2 separate regions of the Homo sapiens genome follow, and region 2 is linked to region 1. The links are chromatin loops, found by intact Hi-C in ENCODE. Cell type or tissue: Caco-2. All regions are shown on one strand.

What was found. Peaks named below come from ENCODE experiments on the same cell type or tissue, not always from the same donor. Only the 100,000 strongest peaks of a DNase experiment are listed, where the experiment ranks them.
Region 2: a loop joins it to region 1, with 10 times the contacts of the local background. A loop is called at or near these places in 3 of 110 quality-filtered maps.

Annotation. Positions count from the first base shown.
Region 1 is chr1:227,137,020-227,145,019 of GRCh38, reverse strand. It overlaps CDC42BPA (CDC42 binding protein kinase alpha), which reads left to right. Exons shown (of 37, transcript NM_001394014.1): 9 at 1,996-2,075; 10 at 5,278-5,444. Among named protein-coding and RNA genes, the nearest start is that of CDC42BPA, 180 kb to the left of the region's middle. In Caco-2, no CTCF peak of the experiment used is centred here; a DNase peak (open chromatin) is centred at 4,429.
Region 2 is chr1:227,240,213-227,248,212 of GRCh38, reverse strand. The region is part of intron 2 of CDC42BPA (CDC42 binding protein kinase alpha); the gene reads left to right. Among named protein-coding and RNA genes, the nearest start is that of CDC42BPA, 74 kb to the left of the region's middle. In Caco-2, no CTCF peak of the experiment used is centred here; no DNase peak of the experiment used is centred here; H3K4me3 peaks cover 406 bases.

The DNA of each region.
Region 1 (8,000 bases):
ACACGTCCATCCCCACTACTGACTTGGTCTGGGACAGTAGTACTAGTAGCATGGAACTGGATAGAAAAATCAGCAGCTTTGCTGATACAGAGGGCAGATTCCAGGACTAAATACCCAAGCCCAGTGTGTTGCTGCTAACAATAGCAAACTTGGTAGGAAATCAATAGGGAAAATAGTCCACAGACGTGGTATAGCTCTGAGGTATAGCCCTGCCTGAGGTGAATACAGACCTCAAGCCAATTATTCGGCCAGTCCAATAGCCAAATAATTCAACCATTCTTAACTTGTGAGCCATGCCAAAACAGGCCAACATAGTATATTGACCTCTGCTATAACCCTTTAGGTTATATGAGATTAAAATTTAGGAAAATAAGAACTTAAAATTTTTGAGTTTTTTGCCTTTTTAGCCTTCCTCTTTTTTTTTTTTTTTTTTTTTTTTTTTTTTGAGACAGAGTCTCGCTCTGTCTCCCAGGCTGGAGTGCTGTGGCACAATCTCGGCTCATTGCAAGCTCCGCCTTCCGGGTTCACGCCGTTCTCCTGCCTCAGCCTCCTGAGTAGCTGGAACTGTAGGCGTGCGCCACCACACCTGGCTAACTTTTATGTTTTTAGTAGAGACGGGGTTTCACCGTGTTAGCCAGAATGGTCTTGATCTCCTGACCTTGTGATCCGCCCTCCTCAGCCTCCCAAAGTGCTGGGATTATAGGCATGAGCCACTGCTCCCGGCCCCTTTTTAGCCTTCTTAATTTGAGCTTTTATTTTTATTCAGTTATTTTATTTACTATGGCTTTAATCCTGTACTAAAAATTTTTATGTTAATGTTATATGACTTAACAAAATCTTTATTTTTAATTTTTGTGGGTACATAATCGGTACACGTTATATAACTTTTCACTGAAACAGTGAATACTATTTCAATACAATAAGCTGTGATCACTGTTTGATAACTGATAATTGTAAAACCATCCTAGTACTGTATTCAAGGCAGATAAAAATTTCTCATACTTTCCTGTCTAAACTTCACAAAGAATAATTAAACTGACTTCTCTTACCAATTTTTTATAAATAGAATTATATTTACTGTTAACAAATTATGAATCATTCCAAATTAAATACATAGTACAGTTGATCCTAATTATTCATGGAGGTTATGTTCTATATAGTTGCCTTGAACACTGTTAGCTAATATTGAACCATTGCTCTGAGGGAAATACAGGGTTAGGTTTCTGTGAGCCTCTGATCAACTGATCAATATATAGTCTTGTTTTATGTGTGCTTCTCTTTAAAGACACTTTATATAACATATGTTGTTGATTCATTAACACTGAACTCACCACTGAACTCACCACCAGCAGCACTGTAACTCGTGCCTGAATGAAGCTTTTCTAGCACATTATTTTCTCCATAAAGGCACATCACTGTCCTCTGGCGCTAGGAACACTAGACAGCGCTTCAGCACTATGCTTGGGAGCCTTTGCAAGCAGTGAATCACATACAGAGGGCCCAAAAATGTGAAATGCATGACACCAAAGAGACCCTGTAGAGGACACTTGTTTATAATATGAGAGCTTAAATGAGAAGGCAGAGCCTCTCCTGTTCAACCTCAGCTGGGAATGTGAGCATAGGACATCTCAAATTTTTCTCTGCTCTGCACGTGTCTACAAATGATCATAAAATTACCACAAGTATTGATTTGGGGTTTACAAATAAATATTAGCTTCTACACAAATTTGCAAATACAGAATACATGAATAATAATGACTGTATTCTCAATATCAGACTTTGAATCTTCATTTTACTTTAATTAGAATTTTAGAGTAGCAGTGTTCATGGTCTAAATTTTATATCACTAAACAACTATACCAAACTTACCAGTGTTTTAAAATTGAACAGTCACAATTTTTTTTTAAATATTTCTTTTTGGCATTTTATATTTATAGCCAAGCCTACAGATCATATAGCTATCTATTTCTTACCAGATGTTTTTTCCTCCTTTAGGAAACGATGCCCCCACCAACACATACTGCATTTTCTGGCCACCATCTGCCATTTGTTGGTTTTACATATACTAGTAGCTGGTAAGTTTGAAAAGTTAACATAGTTTGGGCCAAGTGCAGTGGCTCACGCCTGTAATCCCAACACTTTGGGAGGCCAAGACAGGTGTATCATGAGGTCAGGAGATCGAGACCAGCCTGGCCAATATGGTGAAACCCCATCTCTACTAAAAATACAAAACTTAGGTGGGCGTGGTGGCAGGTGCCTGTAATCCCAGCTACTCGGGAGGCCGAGGCAGGAGAATCACTTGAACCTGGGAGGTGGAGGTTGCAGTGAGCCGAGACTGCGCCATTGCAGTGCAGCCTGGGTGACAGAGCGAGACTCTGTCTTAAAAAAAAAAAAAGTTAACATAGTTTGGACAATTTAAAGCAAATTAAATTGAATTGAGGTTCGTAAAAGATGTATGAGAAAACTTTGTGAATTAAAACTTTTTAAAAAATAGAGTGAGCCTACTGCTGGAAATAGAAAGTTAAGCATTACAAAATGAATAGAACGCATGAAAATCTTAACTCGTTTTGGAGGGGAAAGAATGGAACAGAGAGCTCAGAATCTAATCCTTACCAATGAAGCAGTAATTAGAAGAGTTTCACGCTGTTGAATATTCTCTAGATGTCAAGCAGGAGAACTTTCAACCCATTAATTCTACCATCCTTTCACTGACCCTCACTTCACTTATATTCCCTATTTCCCCCTTACCCTGTTTAAATTCCATTGAGAATGATTATAATCACTCCTTGTATGCCATTTCAGTTCCTTTGACTGTCTCTCATTCTGTTATATTTGTTTTGCTAAGTGAACATTAACTATTACAATTTTATTCTCTACCTGTACAGTTCCAAATGACTAGAAAAAATAGCTGACTATTCTTACTGGTCTACTTTAAATTCATGATTACCAACCTCAAGTCCCCCTTGTCTGACAAATGTACTGTATTACCCTAGTATATTCACTCTTCCACTCACCTAGTAACTATTTTTTACTTTCTTTTTTTTTAAGAGATGGGGTCTTGTTCTGGGCAGCAGAAGGGCTGGAATGCAGTGGTGCAGTCCTAGCTCACTATAGCCTCAGACTCCTGGGCACAAATGATCCCCCTGCCTCAGCCTCCTGAGTAGCTGGGACAATAGGCACAAGCCACCATGCCCAGCTAATTTTTAAAACGATTTAGAAATGGAGTCTTGCTGTGCTGTCTAGGCTGGAGTGCAGTGGCACAGTCATAGATAACTACAGCCTCCTACTCCTCAAGCCGTCCTCTGGCCTTAACCTCCCCTGTTGCTGGGATTACAGATGTGAGCCACTGCATCTGGCCTATTTCTTTCTACTTGAGTTTGAAACCTCTGTCATCCTCACTTTCAGCTTGCATCTCCTTTCACTGAAAGGATTGAGGCAAACCGCAGACAACTTCCACAAGCTCCAGTTACCATATTTACCGCCTACTTACTGTTAGACCCAAATTCTCTGTTCTTTTCATGGATGAACTGTGCAAGCCTCTAGTAAGGCCAGTATCTTCCATCCCTTCCTGGCTAGTCTAGTGCATGTTTTGCTTTCATGTCATGAATTTTTTTCTTCTTGTGTCATCTGCATCATCAGATCATTTCTATCAGCTTACAAATGTCAGTTCTCCATCTTAATGCAAAATATAAAATCTGGATTCCTCTTCCTTTACCTCTTATCAACCATGTCTCTGCTTTACATTATAGAAAATTTACTTCAACTGTTGACTATATTTTGTTTATGTTTCTCATACTGTTGTTTCTTGAATCCATTCCAGTCAGGTGTGTGCCCCCATCACTTCATGCAAACTACTTTTATCGATGTCACTGTTGACCAACATGTTGCTAAATCTAATGATCACTTGTCAGTCCTAGTCTTACTTATTTGCTTAGTCTCATCTTATTTGCCACAGCTCCATACTTTTAAAATACCACCTTCTCCTGTCTTCTAGGGCACTTGACTGAGTTTCTCTCACCTTGCTGGTCATTCCTTCTCAGTCTCCATACCTGATCCCTCCTGATTTCCCTGGCTTGTTAATATCAGAGTGTCCTATGGCTCAGTCTTTGGACTTCTCTTTTCCATCTAAACTCTGTAGTGTTCTCCCAAAGATTTGCTGATGACTCCTAAACGTGCATCTCCAACTGAGACCTCTCCTCTCGTCTACTTAAAAATCTGTCTTAACCACCCACTTACTATGTAAATAACTTTCTTTTAGTTCTCTGATCCTGTTCAGGTGATCCTCTTAAAAGATAATCAGAACATGTCACTCCCCTGTTCAGAACCAGTCCACCCATCCCCAACTCCAGTGGCTTCATATTTTAACTCCAAATCAAACTTCTTACAAGGCCCTACATGACTGCCTTACTTTTATCTTTCTGAGTTTATTTTTCCTTGTTTACTCAACTCCATCCACACAGGCCTCCTTTCTGGGCTGTGAACATGCCAGACATACTCTTGTCTCGGGGCTTTAGTACTTCTGTTTCATCTGCTTGGAACATTCTTTCTTTTGATATTCCCTTAACTGGTCCCCTCACCCTTACTTAGCTTTTTCCAAAGTTACTTTAGCAGTGACAGCTTTCCTAACTTCTTTATCTAAATTTTTATTTCCTCCTCTTCAATACTTTATTTCTCCCTTTCCTGCTTTATGTTTTCTCCTTAGCATTTAACATTTTCTAATGTAATGAATATCTCCATTATTTTCTTTATTTCTGTCTCAGTCACTGGAATATAAGCTCTATATGGGCAAGGATTTTTGTCTGTTTTGTTCACCACCAAATGTCCAGCAGTTTCAGCATTTTTATTTAAATTGTATTGAATTAAAGACAGAAACTTGCTTTTGAATTTCAAATTCTAGTAAAGAGGGCCGTGGTTGGTGCTTTTGACTACTACTGTTTCACCTAGGTGGTCAAATTGTTTTAAACTACCAGTAACCCTTCAGCAAACTTAATTTTATAATTTGTGGGGTTTTTAAAATCATAATAATTTGGGGGATTTTAGGTTTTCATTTTTTAAAATGCTTCTAAAAACAGTTTATGGTGATTTTGCAAACAAATTTTTATAATTATTCCAGCTGGCTAACTGCAAGATATTCAGATCTGTGTTTTAAATGAGCAATTTAAAAATGTTTTTGCCATAAATGTGGAGTCAGTTAAAAACAATTTTTAAAAAATGTTAACGTTTTTCTTCAAGCTTTTTATCACAGTATGAACCTACATTTTTTTTTCTTTTCTTCAGTGTACTTTCTGATCGGAGCTGTTTAAGAGTTACGGCTGGTCCCACCTCACTGGATCTTGATGTTAATGTTCAGAGGACTCTAGACAACAACTTAGCAACTGAAGCTTATGAAAGAAGAATTAAGCGCCTTGAGCAAGAAAAACTTGAACTCAGTAGAAAACTTCAAGGTAAATATATTTTAAATATATTTTCACTTTTTGAATTGTACTCACAGTGTTATGAGCTGTTTATTATAAGTGGTTGTTTTATCTTTGAAAAAAATTATTTTAAGTGGTGAAAAATCAAGTTGTAGAGATGTATGCAGAACACAGCATAATACCATTTATGTAAAATCACACAGTTAATAGTAAACAACAACAAAATAGCTTTGGTCTCCTGTGGGTACATATTTATGTTTATAAAAATGTGTGGGAATACCTTTGGGGATGGGGAAATGGGACCCTCCTCACTTCGTTATAGCACTTTAATGACTTTTCCTATATTATTTGCTCAATCTTTAAGAGCTCTAGCTCCTTTCACACTGTCATTCTCTGCAGCATTGCTTCTGCCATATTTGGTGATTTTAAAATGCACATACACATAAACTTTTTAAGATTCTGAGTGAGTTTCTTGAGTCTTCACCTTCAGTGATTGTTTACTCCACCTGGTTTCATCCAGTCCATCCTATGGTAATAAGATATGTCTTAAGATTACAATACCTAAAACTCTTCTTTAATCGCAGTTTCCAGCAAATCTTTTATAATCTCCTGCTCATAATTTTTAGTGCTCTCTCTCTGACCCCTTAACTCCAGTATTTCTTCACTGCCACCGTTACCTACAAGTCTATCACCGTTTAACTCTGCTATTTATACCCTCATTTTTCGTTCTCTGGTCAGCCATAGTCATACCCTGGCATATACCTTCAAATCTATTGTTCCTCTTTCTCTTTGTCAAATACCTTTGGCAGAACCCCAACTGTGTTTGAATACAACTTTGTATCTTCAACTATCCAGCTGAAGACAGCTTGCTTAAAACACCCACAACGTGCTGACTAATATTAATTCAGATTCACAGACACTCACCTCAAGTCAGCTCTTCATGCTATTTCCCCTAGTCTATTTCCCTATCCTGTGTTGTAAAATCCAGTGATGATTTCTGTCTTCACCTTTTAACCTATCAGCAATATTTGACCCTATGGACCTTTTATTCCTTCTGATAACGCTCTCTTTTTTTTTTTTTGGCTTCTGGGGCACTTTATCTCCTGGTTTTCTTTTTCCTCATAAACCTGTCCTTCCCAGTCTCCTTTGCTAAGTTTTCCTTAACTCTTCGACCTTTGAATGTTAGAATATTCTCTATTTGAAGCAAGTCTCTAATTGAATGAGGCCTTCAGTGAAGGTTTTCCTGACCATCCTATTTATAATTTAATCATATATATATCCCCAGTACTACTGTCTCCTTTTTCTGCTTTTTTCTCTAAAATAAAGGATGTAACATATTTTACTTACATATTTTGTGAATGAAGGAATGTATTTATGGACAAATAATCAGGAACTTTTGTAACTAATCAAAGTTTTACAATCACAAAACTTTACTGTCATACTTTTAGAGGCCCAGTAGAGAAAAAGGCTGTGTAGACATCAATAGAATGGACTATTTTCTGTTTTTCCGTAAGTTGTTAAGATCTCTGCATATGAATTACTTCCCTTTTGTGACTGAAATTTTTCTGTTTCTTTTTTTTCCTGTGGTGATACACATATAGCAAAGTGTGCAAGCATTCTACTTTTAAGTATAAGCCTAATAAATATTTGTATATGTATACACTGATGTAACCTTCACCCATATTCATGTGTAGAATATGTCCAGCATAGGGTAAAGTCCTCACATGTCCCTTCCCAGTTTGTAACCTACCACTATGAAATAAACATCATCCTAAGTTGTTTCACCATTAATGAATTTTTACCGGTTTTTGATCTTCATATAAATGGTATCATACAGTATATTCTCTTTTGTGTATGGCATCTTTCACTTGTTTTTTGAAATTCACCCATGTTTTGTATATATCAGCAGTTTGCTCTTTTTTTTTTTGTACTGCTGTTTAGTATTTCATTGTATATCAGCAATAAAAAATTACCCAGTCTGTTGTTGGTAAATATTTGGGTTATTTCCAGATGTTGACTACTGTGAGTAAAGTTCGTGCAAATATACTTATCTATTTATTTTGGTGGTCCTATGTACTATTTCTCTCAGATATATACCTGGGAGTACAATTTCTGGGCCATATAGTAGAGGATTTTCAGCTTTAGAAGATATTTTCAAAGAGTTTTCTAAAGTGACTATACCAATATATAGTTCTACTAATAATGTATGAGTTCTACTGTCTTCAACTCCTCACCAGAACTTATCGTCCGCGTTTTTCACTTGTAGCCATTCTGGTAGAAGTATAGTGATGTTCTGCCATGATTTTAATTTGCATTTCCCTGATGAATAATGAGGTTGAATATCTTTTCATGTATTTACTATCCATTTGGATATCTAGTCTTGTGAAGTTTTGGTTCGAGGTTCTTGCCCATTTTTCTATTAGGTCTTTATATATCTTTTTCTTAATAATTTGTATGTTACTACTTCACAAACAACGTAGAAACCTTTAGACAACTCCTTGTATGACTGTTGTTACATAGTTTACTTTAATCTGTGTTATAAATCTTTTAATACACTTTTACTCCATTGTTGCTTTATGTTTTCTT
Region 2 (8,000 bases), 100 kb before region 1:
TATCTTTCTCTAGATTTGGAAAGTTCTTATTATCCCTTTAATAAACTTTCTACTCTTATTTTCTCTACCTTCTCTTTAAGGTCAATAACTCTTAGATTTACCCTTTGAGGTTGTTTCCTAGATCTTATACATGCTTCATTCTTTTTCATTCTTTTGTCACCTCTGTGTATTTTCAAATAGACCATTTTCAAGCTCACTAATTCTTGCTTCTGCTTGATCAGTTCTGCTATTAAGAGACTCTGATACATTCTTTAACATGTCAGTTGAGTTTTTCAACTCTAGAATTTCTGCTTGATTTTTAAAAATTATTGTTTGTTTATTTATTTATTTTGAGATGGAGTCACACTCTGTCACCCAGGTTGGAGTGCAGTGGTGTGATCTCGGCTCACTGCAGCCTCCATCTCACAGGTTCAAGCGATTCTCCTGCTTCAGCCTCCTGAGTAGCTGGGACTACAGGTGCATACCACGCCTGGCTAATTTTTGTATTTTTAATAGAGATGGGGTTTTACAGTGTTGGCCAGGCTGGTCTCGAACTCCTGACGTCAGATGATCCGCCTGCCTTGGCCTCCCAAAGTGTTGGGATTACAGGCATGAGCCACTACGCCTGGCCCCGTTTTTAATTATTTTAATCTGTGAAATTTATCTTATAGAATCCCAAATTCCTTCTCTGTGTTATCTTGAATTTCTTTGAGTTTCCTCAAAGTAGCTATTGTTTTTTAAGATGGACTGTCACTCTGTCACCCAGGCTAGAGTGCAGTGGCACGATCTCAGCTCACTGCAACCTCCGCCTCCTAAGTTCAAGCCATTCTCTTGCCTCAACCTTCTGAGTAGCTGGGATTACAGGCGTGCACCATCATGCCTGGCTAATTTTTGTATTTTTTTAAAAATAGAGATAGGGTTTCACCATGTTGGCCAGGCTGGTCTTTGACCTCAAGTGATCTGCCTGCTTGGCCTCCCAAAGTGCTGGGATTACAGGCATGAGCCACTGCACCTGGCCAAAATAGCTTTTTTTTGAGACAAAGTCTCGCTCTGTTGCCCAGGCTAGAGTGCAGTGACACGATCTTGGCTCACTGCAACCTCTGCCTCCCAGGTTCTGTGATTCTTCCATGTCAGCCTGCTGAGTAGCTGGGATTACAGGCACCCACCACCACCCCTGGCTAATTTTTATATTTTTAGTAGAGATGGGGTTTCACCATGTTGGCCAGGCTGGTCTCGAGCTCCTGACCTCAAGTAATCCACCCACCTCGGCCTCCCATGGTGCTGGGATTACAGGTGTGAGCCACCGTGCTTGGCCCAAAATAGCTATTTTGAATTCTGTGTCTGAAATGTCATGTGTCTCTGTTTCTCTAGGATTGATCCCCAGTGCCTTATTTAGTTCATTTGGTGAGGTCAGGTTTTTTGGATAGTGTTGATGCTTTTAGATGTTTTCGGTGTCTGGACATTGAAGAGTTAGGTATTTATTGTAGACTTTGCAGTCTGGGCTTGTTTGTACCTGTCTTTCTTGGGAAAGCATTCCAGGTATTTGAAGGGACTTGGGTTCAAAGGCCAATAACACAGTGGTTTTTGCAGTCTTATATAGGTATTGTCTTGGTGGTCTTGGATAAGATCCAAAAGTTTTCTCTGGATTACCAGGCAAAAACTCTTATTCTTTTACTTTACTTTCTTCCAAACATATTGGGTCTTTCTTTCTGTATCGAGCCACCTGGAACTCTGGGGATTTGGTGATACAAGCACCCCTGTGGCCACCATCACTGGGACTGTGCTGGGTCAGACCTGAAGCCAGCACAGCACTGGGCCTTGCCCAAGGCCCTTCCCTTCAGGGTGGTGAGTTTCCCCAGGCCCCGGGTGTGTCCAGAGATGCTGTCTGGTAGCCTGCGATTCTAGTTAAAAACCTTAGCAATCTACCTGATGTTTTATTTTTACTACGTCTGTGCTGGCATTCAAACCACAATACAAAAAGTTCTTCCCGCTCTTCTCTCCCCTTTCCACATGCAGAGGAGGAGCGTCTCTCTGTGGCCAGCACCATGACTGTTCCATGAGCAGTTCTGCCAGGCCACACCACCAGTGTTCACTTAAAGCCCAAGAGCTCTTTCATCAGCTTGTGGTGAGTGCTGCCAGGCCTCGGACTCACCCTTCAGGCAGTGGGCCCCCCTCTGGCCCAGAGCCGGTCCAGAAATGGTGTCCAAGAGGCTGGACTTGGGGATCTGAAAAGCCTGCCTTTTGTTCTGTCCCACTGTGATACCTGAAAGCAAGACAAAGTTCCCTTTACTTTTCCCTCTGCTTTTCTCAGACAGAAGGAGTCTTTCACAGTGGCCACCACAACTGGGAATGTGCTGGGTCTCCTTTGAAGCAAGTAGTCTCAGACCTCAAGGCCCACAGCATACTCCCTGGGTATTGCTGGTGCCCAGTGGCAATTCATTGCCCAAGAACTCTTTAGTCAGCAGGTGATGAGTCCTGCCAGGACTGGATCCTTCTCTTCAAGGCAGCCGGTTCCCTTTTGGCCCAGAGTGTGTCTAGAAATATCATTGGGGAGCTAGGGCCTGGAATGGGGGCCTCATGGCTCTGCCTGGTGCTCTGTTCTAGTGTGGCTGAGCTAGTATCCAAGATGCAAGACAATGTCGGGGCTGGGCATGGTGGCTTACGCCTGTAATCTCAGCACTTTGGGAGGCCAAGGTGGGCAGATCACCTGAGGTCAGGAGTTTGAGACCAGCCTGGCCAACATGGTGAAACCCTGTCTCTACTACAAATACAAAAATTAGCTGGGTGAGGTGGCACGTGCCTGTGGTCCCAGCTACTCGGGAGGCTGAGACAGGAGAATTGCTTGAACTTGGGAGGCAGAGGTTGGCAGTGAGCTGAGATGGCACCACTGTACTCCAGCCCAGGCGACAAAGTGAGACTCCGTCTCAAAAAAAAAAAAAAAAAAAAAAAGATGCAAGACAAAGTCCTCTTTACTCTTTGCTCTTCTGTTCTTAAGCAGAAGGAAGGAGTCAGTCTGGTTCCTGTGAGCTGCACTGCCTGGGTTGGGGGATGGACAGCTGATGCCTCCCTAGGTCATGAGCAACCCTAGTTCACTGGCTCTAAGCACTAGGAGTTGCCTAGGAATTGGAGTCCTTGTTAGAACCCAACTTGACTGCCATTCAGGTTTACCTAGGACCCCAGAGCACTTCAGCCTGCAGTGGTGATGCTTGCTGGGAAACTCGTTCTGACTTGCTGGGATGGGTGACTCCCCTTTGGCTAGAGCTAGTCAAATGCCCCTCCAAGCATGGCCACTGGCTGAGCCCAGCAGGGCTTCATTCTCTGCTGTGACAGGGCAGCACTGAGTCTCTGCGCTTTCCCTCCCTGAAGTATATTCTCTCTCTCTACCTCATGGCCATTGCCAGGGAATAGGAAATAGGGGTGGCATCCATGATTCAAGACTGTCTCTCCTGTCTTCCTCAATGCCTTTTTTTCAAGATATGAAGTTAAAACCAGGTACTGTGATTGCTTACCTGAGTTTTGGTTCTTGTGAGAGTGCTTTTCTCTTTGCAGATAGTTTTTAAAATTTGCTGTTCCAGCATGGTGTGGGAGAGCTTGAATGGTGTAGGCTTCTATTCTGCTACCTTGCTTCACCCCTGGCCATAGCCAGATTTTTACATTTGTATGAGTTTGTATAAACCATCAAGCAGATCAAGATATAGTACATTTCTAGCATTCTGATAGGCTCCCATTGCCCCCCCCCACCATGTGAATAATCACTTCCTTGTTAACTATTCTGACTTCTATCACCATAGATTTTTTTTGCTTGTTTTTGAGTTTTATGTTAATGGAATTATGTAATATATACTCTGGTTTCTGGCTTCTTGTGCTCAACAGTACACTTTTGTAATTCATTCTTGTTTTTCACTGGTTCACAGTATTTTTCTTAATATGAATATGTCACAAGTTATTTATTAATGGTGTTCAAGTTGTTTATGGTTTTTGGCCATTATGAATAATGCTGTTAGAAACATTTTTGTGCATATCTTTTGGGAGCTATGAGCACTTATTTGTGTTTGATACAAATTTAGAATTGCTGGGTCACAGGGTAGGCTTATTTAGCTTTAGCAGATAATGCCAAATAACTTCCCAAGTGGTTAATGATTTATATTCCCGTCAACAGTGTATAAAGGTCCCAGTTGCTTTATAACCTCGCTAACATGGGTCTTTTTTTTTTTTTACTTTAGTTTTTTTTTGGTGAGTGAGTGGCCGTATTGTGTTATTTCATTTCGCATTTCTTGATAGCGCCTACATTTGAACACATTTTCATATCACCTCACATCACTTAGATATCCTTTCCATGAAGTACACATTTTGGGGTTGGGTAAGTAGGAGTTGCATGGGTGAGTTGTCTGACTTATCGTCATATTCTAGATTCAAATCTGTTGTTGGAGATGTGCACACGTGTGTGTGTGTGTGTGTGTGTGTGTGTGTGTGTGTGACAAATCTTTTCCGTGGCTTGGCATTTCCCTCTCTCCAAAGATCTTGTATTGAACAGAAATTCTTAATGTTAATGGAGTGCAATTAATTAAACTTTTACTTATAATTAGTGATTTTTGTGTTTTTAAGAAGTTTTTTTCTAACCTCAAGGTCATGAACATATTTTCCAATAATTAAAATAAATTCTTTCTTTGATCTTTCAAGACAAACCTTTCACATTTAGATGTCTCATCTCTCTGGTATTGACTGTTTTGTGTTTTCTGAGGTATAGGTCAAAGTTCACTTTATTCTTTGTGGTTTCTGATTATTGTTTGTTTTAAAGACTACCTTTTTCACATTTAATTGCAAAGAAACTTTTAAGTTGGGCCCCTATGTGTGCCACTTATTAATTTTTTAAAAACAGTTTTCAATGTAGAAGTCTTTTTTAAAAACAGTTCTTAAGGTCAGGGGTACACTTGCAGGTTTGTTAAATAAGTAAACTTGTGTCATGGGCATTTGTTGTACAGATTATTTCATCGCCCTATTAAGCTCAGTACCCATCAGTTATTTTTTCCTGATCCTCTCCCTCCTCCCACCCTCTGTCCTCTGACAGGTCCCAGTGTGTGTTGTTCCCTTCTATGTGTCCATGTGTACTCATCATTTAGCTCCCACTTACAAGTGAGAACATGGGGTATTTGGTTTTCTGTTCCTGTGTTAGTTTGCAGAGCATAATGGCCTCCGGCTCCATCCATGTCCCTGCAAAGGACATGATCTCATTTTTTTTCTGTGGCTGCATAGCATTCCATGGTGTATATGTACCACATTTAAAAATCTAGTCTACCATTCTGGGCATTTAGGTTGATTCCATGTCTTTGCTATTGTGAATAGTGCTGCAGTGAATGTATGTGTGCTTGTGTCTTTATAAGAGAACAATTTATATTCCTTTGGGTATATACCCAAGTAATGGGATTGTTGGGTCAAATGGTGTTTCTGTTTTTGTTCTTTGAGGAATATTTTTCAATGTAGATGTCTTGTTCATGTTTCACTAAATTTATGGGTCTGATTTCTTTTTTTTATCTGCCCCAATCCAATTCTTTTTTTATTTAATTTTTTTGAGTCTGATGTTTTTTAGTAAGCTAGTAAAGGATAGTTTTAGAATTCTATTTTTTATTTTCTTGCTGTGGTAGAAATACAATTGGCTTTAAAAATATTAATCTTTTATTTAAGGAACTTGATTATATTAACTTCTTCTAGTTTGTACATAAATTTTTTGAATTCTCTATATGTTCATCTTGATCTTCAATTAATGATAGCATTTGTTCTTCCCAATATTTATTCCTTTTATTTCTTTTTCCTCTATTATTGTAATAGAGAAGATCTTTAATAAAATGTTGAATTTAAGTGCTGAAAGTGGGCATCATCCTTGTCTGGTTTGTGAATCAGGAGAAAGTGTTCAGCATTTTACTAATGATTAAGAAGTTTGCTACTACTACTTTTCAAAAAAATGATTACTCTTTTTCCTTCTTGCCCTAGTCTGTAGATAGCTTTTATCATTAATAGGAGCTAACTTTTATCAAAAGCTCCATCTATATCTGTTTTGATATGATTTTACTATGATATTTGGCTAATATTGATATTATAATTTTCAAATATACCAATATTACAGTACTATAGAAATTCAGTTGGCCTTTTAATATATAGTTGGGTTTGATTTGCTGATATTTTGTTTATAATTTTTTTGTTTATGTGCATGAGACAGATTGGCCTTTGTCTATTTTATAATCTTACATTTTGGAACGATATTATTTAAGCTCATAAGACAATTTGGAAAGTGTTTTTTCTCAATTCTCTGAAAGCATTTGTGTAAGATTGGTGTTATTTCTTTTTAATAATGCCAAGAAGACCTCACTGGTGAAGCCATATGAACAAGGAGCACAAAATCTTTTTGTTGTTTGTTTAGATCTTCTGAGGAAAATTTTACATACATTGAAATACCCTAATTGTATATATACAGTTCCTTGAGGTTTTGGAAAATGGATCACCCTTATCAAGATACAGAATATTTCTGTCACCCTGGGAAGTTTTCTTCCTCGTTGGTTCCCCACAGCTTCCATCAAATGGCAACCGCTGTTCTGAGTTTTAACTGTAGATTAATTTTGACTGTTTGAAAATTTCATATAAATGGAATTATACAGTATGTACTCTTTTGTGTCCACCTTTCACTCAGGATAATGTCCAAGACTCATCCTTGCAATTGCATGTATTAATCGTTTTTATTACTGAGCAGTATACCATTTTATCAATGTTCCACAGTTTATTCATTTTCCTATTGATGAACATTTGTTTCCAATTTTTTGGCTATTAGAAATAAAGCTGATATGAATATTCTCCTACAGGTTTTTATGGAAATATGTTTTTGTTTTCTTTGGGTAAATAACCAGAAGTGGAACTGCTATGCTAGGCAGTAGTTGCATGTTTAAATTTAAAAGAAACTGGCATACTACTTCCAGTTGGATTGTACCATTTTTATATTCCTACTTATGCCCTGTTCTTGCCTAATATTTTTTGTTGTTAATATTAATTTTAGCCATTCTAGTGGGTATGTAGTGGTATTCTGTGGTCTTAATTTTCATTGTTGTTTGCATTTGTGTTATATATCAGCATAATCATGGGGTTTTTGTGTGCCTATTAACCATTTTTATATCTTCCTTTGTGAGGTATATGTTCAAATTTTTTGCTCAGTCTTTAGAAATTGAAATGTTTGTATTTTTATTGTTGAGCTGTAGGAGTTCTTTGTCAGATGTTTTAGCAATATTTTCTCAGACTGTGTGGTTTGTTCATTTTTTAAAAAAATTATCGTTTAGAGCAGAAGTTTTCAATTTTGAAGGTATAATTTTATCAATTGTTTTCTATTACAGTTAGTATTTTCTGTGTTCTAAGAAATCCTTGTTTATACTCAGATCACAAAGATATCTATGTTTTTTTTTTCTAAAAGCCTTCTATTTTTAGCTACTATATTTAGATTGGTGATCCATCTCAAATTCATGTCTGATGTGATATCGGCATTGAGATTCATTTTTTTTTTTGTATTTGTAGCCAGTTGTTTCAGCACCATTTGTTGAAAAGGCTGTTTTCCCTTTATTAAGTCATTTTAGCACCTTAGTAAAAAGACCATGTGCTCTATTGCTGTCCTCTCTATTCTCTTTATCTCATTGTCTGCCTTTATGCTAATACCACAGTCTTGATTCCTATAGCTTTATACTAATGTTGAGATTGTGTAATGAACTCTGAGTGTATGGAGTCCTACTTTGTTCTTTTTCAAGATTGTTTTAATTATTCGAAGACTTTTGCATTTTAGAATCAATATATCAATTTTTATAAAAGCCTACTGATGTAATTGAGTATGCACTGAGTACATAGATAAATTTTGGGAGGACCAATATCTTAATAATGTTGAGTCTGTTAGTCTCTGAAGCAGATATTTCTCTTTGTTTTTTGAAGGTCTAACTTAATTTTCTCAAGGATGTTTTATAGTTTTAATGTATAGGTCTTCTTCATATTTTCTT